2 separate regions of the Homo sapiens genome follow, and region 1 is linked to region 2. The links are chromatin contacts, found by Hi-C or POLR2A ChIA-PET in ENCODE. All regions are on one chromosome and are shown on one strand. The core of a region is the stretch at or near the end of the contact, and the rest is flanking DNA. Distances in the headings are between cores, read along the strand shown. Region 1 has its middle 44 kb from the start of SRGN. Region 2 overlaps HK1 (hexokinase 1).

The links. Hi-C counts contacts between places; a loop is a spot of excess contacts on that map. ChIA-PET counts read pairs that join two places held with the same protein, here RNA polymerase II (POLR2A). Pooled maps may share reads with other maps.
Region 1: a pooled map shows a loop between it and region 2 (4-fold over the local background). The contact joins two enhancer-like sites. A Hi-C loop is called at or near these places in 4 of 50 pooled maps. POLR2A ChIA-PET finds 5 or more read pairs at or near these places in 2 of 52 experiments (H1 and HCT116).

What each region holds. Positions count from the first base shown.
Region 1 is chr10:69,043,167-69,045,965 of GRCh38, reverse strand. No RefSeq gene overlaps it. Among named protein-coding and RNA genes, the nearest start is that of SRGN, 44 kb to the left of the region's middle. Within about 2 kb of position 1,250, at least 6 of the 41 ENCODE cell types and tissues checked have a DNase peak (open chromatin) inside an H3K27ac peak, as active enhancers do.
Region 2 is chr10:69,391,111-69,393,957 of GRCh38, reverse strand. HK1 (hexokinase 1) reads right to left here. Exons shown (of 18, transcript NM_000188.3): 15 at 1,650-1,833. Among named protein-coding and RNA genes, the nearest start is that of TACR2, 24 kb to the left of the region's middle. RefSeq lists an enhancer at 2,558-2,847. Within about 2 kb of position 1,302, at least 8 of the 41 ENCODE cell types and tissues checked have a DNase peak (open chromatin) inside an H3K27ac peak, as active enhancers do.

The sequences.
Region 1 (2,799 bases), core at 1-2,500, 350 kb after region 2:
TCCTTCTTGACCCCCATTACCTCAAGCTGGAAGCAAGGTTCCCAGGCAGGGCCTGGGACAGGGGCCTTGCACAAAGAAAGTGCTTGATAAAGCCTTACTGATTTGCTGTGTTACATACGTTGCACCACAGATTGGAAGTGGAAATTCAAATCAACTCAGGGCCCAGACAGTGGTTATATCAGCCTGAGCACTGGACTTGCACATTCATGTTTAGATCAAGTCTGACAGAACCTGAAATTGCAAAAGAGTGGAAACAAGTGTTGCTACAAAATAGCCTAACCACAGTGAGACACATCTCCTTTGTTATCTGTATGACGCTTTTGGTTTCAAAAACACAGCCCTATTGCAGGATCAGTTCTCTGGGCCAGGAACTAGATCTTCTCTATTACTAACAGATCAGCTGAAGACAGCGAGGGGTGGGCCTCTACCAAGGGCCAGGACTCCCATCGCATTCAGAAACACTTTCCAACAAATGGTCTTCCCTTCAGCAAAATGAATCACAAGGTCAAGAAGGAAGTGAGAAGGAAAAAAAGAATGTCGCCCAGGTGTGTTTCTCCTGAGCTATTCGCTTGTTTTATTTCATGGACAACAGTGTTACATTATGTAACTAATTCAGTTTCTTTCATCTCATTGGGTGCTAGGAAGCTTAGAGCCAATCCTGTGACCCACTAAAGTAAGGATGTACTTTCTGTATTAGTCTCTGCTGGCTCCATTTTATGTTTATATCTTCATTTTCCCTCTATTTTTCTCATCAACTTGCTGAAATTTGCCATAAGTCCTATTTAGAACAAGGAGGAGGGTAAGAGGAGAAGGGGAAAAATGGTCCTTGCCCTTGAATAATGAAAAATACATAAGTAAGGAGATAAGTAACAATAACAAAAATAATATTATAGAAGTTAACATTTATGGCTGGGCACAGTGGCTCACCCCTGTAATTCCAGCACTTTGGGAGGCTGAGGCAGGCCGATCACCTGAGGTCAGACATTTGAGACCAGCCTGGCCAACATGGTGAAACCCTGTCTCTACTAAAAATACAAAAATTAGCTGGGTGTGGTGGCAGGTGCCTGTAATCCCAGCTACTCAGGAGGCTGAGGCAGGAAGATCATTCAAACCAGGAAGGTGAAGATTGCAGTGAGCCGATATCATGCCACTGCACTCCAGCTTGGGTGACAGAGAGACTTGGTCTCAAAAAAAAAAAAAACTTAAAAAAAGGAAGTTAACATTTATTTAGCACTTTTGCAAGGGACTTGCCTTTAGCACTTTTGCAAGGGACTGTGGCAGGTAACATTATTTGAAACTTATGCAAGGGACTATGGTATGTATCATCTCACTAATCTCCCTAACAGCCCCACCAATAAAAGTACAGAGCTATTATTTTCCCCCAAATTAGTATTATAGATGAGGAAAGGGAAGCTGAGAGAGGCTAAGTCGTGAGGCCAAGATCACACGGCTAGAAATGGTGTGGCTGGGACCCAATCCCAGGTCTGGGTGAGGCCAAAGCTCAGCCTGTGGACACCACATCTACAAAATCACATGGTAGGGGCAGAAAGTGAAGGTGCCACGGTGAGATGCACAGAGAAGCTGTGGAGGGAAGGTTGGAGAGCCCACTTCCGGCTGGCTGGCTCTAAAAAATGCTAATGTCTTTGACTCAAACAGAAAATATTACTAGGTTCATAGAGCCCCGTTGTAATGATAAATAGCCAAATAGTTAAGAGGCTGCAGGCCCCAATTCTAACGCTCCTCACTTCCCTTCGAACCCAGCCTCAGAGATGACACTTAGGCTGCACATTCCCTGTGGGCAGGGACTGTGTCTTGTTCCCTGTTGGGTCCCCGGAACCCAGTGTGGTGCCTGGCACAGAGGAGGCCCTGAGTAGCATGTGCTGCATTAGTAAAGGAACTCATGGCTCACAGATACTTCACAATCATTGTTGGCGCCATGCAGATGAAGGGAGCTAGACAAAAACCCACACACGTGTATTCTGATGACACACATTACGCAGACACATGCTGCCCTGTGTGTCTCCTCTGGAGGCACCTGCCTTTTCCATTATAACGTGGCTCACATAAGTGGTGTGCAGTTTTTCAAATTTCAATAAAAAGGAAAGACATAGTAATCTAGCTGCTTTTATAGACAGAAATAACAAAATAAAAACAGGTCTCCATCCAGGGCAAGGCAGGAGATTTGAGGGGCTTCAGCAGACAGTTCATGCCTAGATGGCGGGAACATTTTTTTTTCTTTGAGACAGTCTCTGTCTGTTGCCCGGGCTGGAGTGCAGTGGCACGATCTCGGCTCACTGCAGCCTCCGCCTTCCGGGTTCAAATGACTCTCCTGCCTCAGCCTCCCGAGTAGCTGGAATTATAGGCGTCCACCACCACACCAAGCTATTTTTTTTTTTTTTAATTTTTAGTAGAGACAGGGTTTCGTCACGATGGCCAGGCTAGTCTTGAACTCCTGACCTCAGGTGGTCCACCCGCCTCGGCCTCTGAAAGTGCTGGGATTACAGGTGTGAGCCATGGTAACTGGCTTGATTTGATTTCTGCCAGCAGGAAAAGCAGTGCTGACATGGAATCAGTAGGAAACGGGGTTTGCCCCAGGGGTGCCCCTCACCAGGCGAGGCCATGAGAGTCGCCGGAACTTCCATCCCCAATGCTTTGCCTGATGAAGCCCTGGATCACCCTTCCGGGCAAACACACGCACCGCCAGCAGCTGGAAGGCAGAATGGGGTAATCGGGTCCCACCTCAGGCACTGTAGTAGTCAGGTTTTCCAGAAAAACAGCAGGAGAGACTTTAAGGAATCG
Region 2 (2,847 bases), core at 53-2,552:
ACACTTGCTGATCCCCCCGCTTTTTAACCAAGGGGGTCTTACTATTATTGTTGTTATTATTGTTATTAATTTTTAGTAGAGACAGGGTCTCAACCCTATGTTGCCCAGGGTGGTCTCAACCTCCTGAGCTCAAGCAATCCTCCCACCTTGGCCTCCCAAAGTGCTGGGATTACTTTGATGATAGACTGCACTCAGCCCAAAGGGGGTCTTAGTTCAGGTCATTTGGTAGGCGACAGCATCAGCTAGACTTGAATAGCACGGTTCTTCACTATACTCATTTTTTAGTTACCATCTCTTTATGGTACTATTGGTTCTTCCTCTTTTTCCTCCTTCATTAAATGTCAGTAAAGACCTTAAAGGCCACTGGGCACGGTGGCTCACGCCTATAATCCCAGCACTTTGGGAGGCTGAGGCGGGCCAATCACCTGAGGTCAGGAGTTCGAGACCAGTCTGACCAACATGGTGAAACCTGGTCTCTACCAAAAATACAAAAACTAGCTGGGCGTGGTGCCGTGCACCTGTAATCCCAGCTACCTGGGAGGCTGAGGCAGGAGAATCACTTGAACCCAGGAGGTGGCAGTGAGCTGAGCTCGCACCACTGCACTCTAGCCTGGACAACAGGGTGAGACTCTGTCTCAAAAAAAAAAGAAAAGAAAAGAAAAGAAAAAGACTATAAGGGCTGGTTGCGGTGGCTCACACCTGTAATCCCAGCACTTTAGGAGACCTAGACAGGCGGATCACCTGAGGTCGGGAGTTCAAGACCAGCCTGACCAACATGGAGAAACCCCGTCTCTACTAAAAATACAAAATTAGCTGGGCATGGTTGTGTATGCCTGTAATCCCAGCTACTGGGGAGGCTGAGGCAGGAGAACTGCTTGAACCCGGGAGGTGGAGGTTGTGGTGAGCCGAGATCACGCCATTGCACTCCAGCCTGGGCAACAAGAGCAAAACTCCACCTCAAACAAAAAGAAAAACAAAAAACTGTAAGCTGATTCGAAGAAAAGCACTAAGTAAATAACAGCATGGGTGGTATTTAGAAAAGGCAAAAACCTTGAGGGGGCTAGGGAGTGACTCATGCTGGGTGCTGCTCCAGCCCTTCTTTCTGCTCCTAGGGAGACAACTTGGACCAACTCATCCTGGCCGTGGCAGAGGATGGCCTGATTCCTGGGGGCTTGAGACAAAGGGCAGACACTGCCATTTCAGACATGGTACCTGAGACCTGAGCTGCAAAGCTCCACAAGGCCACTAGGTGGTGCAGGAGGCTCACGGAGGAAAGGACGATTGCGACAGGGCCTCTGCTTCACACCAACCTGCCGCCCAGCCACCCTCACCCCACCCCCTTGTTATTCTGATGGGAAAGGAACACAGCAAGGGGACCGGAAGGCCAGAATCCTCCAGGCTAAAAAACAGTCACAGGCAGCCCCTAGACAGGCATCAACCCTGGGCCATCTTGTACCATGTTGGGGGTCTGTCCTCCCTGGTTCTCTGCTGTCCAAAAGACAAAGGTCAGGAGTGAGCCAGGGGGTCCAGTCTTGAAACCTCTGTTCAGACCTCTCCTCCTAGAAACTTCTTCCACTGCAAGTGGCAGAATGCAGCCAAGTGCTGCCCCCACCCTGACTGTGAGTGTCCTCTCCACCAGGCGGGGTTACCTTTGTTTCCCAGCATTTAGGGAATATTCGTCCACCAGTCTGTCGTAGTGTGTCCTGATATCATCCAGACACCCGTTGTCCCCAAAGGCCCCCCACTCCATGTTGATGCACATCTGCCCCTGGTCCCCCTCCACCATCTCCACGTTCTTCATCTCCTCCATGTAGCAGGCATTGCTGCCGGTCCCTGGAACACACGAGGGGGCAATGAGGAGCGGTGGCCTTGCATTTGGGGGTCTTGCAACTGGGCCTGGGGTCTGGGGCCTGAGGTTCCACAGGCAGGGGGCACGTTTTTTGTGATGAACAAAGTAATAGTTTTTCTTTCCCAATTTTGAAATGGAAAAATTTGAAATGTAAATGGAGAGTCTGAGCCACATCACCCAGAGGGCACCTGCTTAGCTGACTTTCAACCAAGAGCCAATGTGTTCACCCGTCCAGGCAGGGTTATGTTTATTTTAATAGAAGATGGCTTTATAGCAAAGAGATGGAGCATCAATGGTAGAGGTTTAGGCAACATTCAGACCAGAAGAAGAAATATATACGTACACACACAACATCATGCACACATGAATATACAATATATACATGCCTATATATATGTGTATAAAATATTAGGGGATTATCTTCTATCATACCATAGATATTCACTTATTTTCTTTTTCTTTTCTTCAAGACAGGGTCTGGCTCTGTCACCCAGGCTGGAGTGCAGCGGCGCAATCTTGGCTCACTGCAACCTCCGCCTCCAGGGCTCAAGTGATTTTCCCACCTCAGCCTTCCAAGTGGCTGGACTACAGGCACCACCATCATGCCTGGCTAATTTTTTAAAATTTTTAGTAGAGATAGGGTTTTGCCATGTTGCCTAGGTTCATCTCAAATTCCTGGGCTCGAGCTACCCTCTCGCCTCAGCCTCACAAAGTGCTGGGATTACAGGCGTGGGCACCACGCCCAGCCCCACTTATCTTTTCTCGACAAGGATGGTTGGTCGTGGACTATGCCTGCTCAATAAGCTTTCCTACATACCTTGGGATGAAGCCCACAGTTCAGGGCAGGACAGTGTCTTCAGCATTTCAAGGGGGGCTTTCAAAAGCAATGGTTTTTCATCATTTTTGTATCAGACCTTTGAAGATCAGAGGATTCTTCTGTGAAAAAGGCACCTTTCTCTGGGTGGACCCACACACCGCACACATGCAACCTGACATAT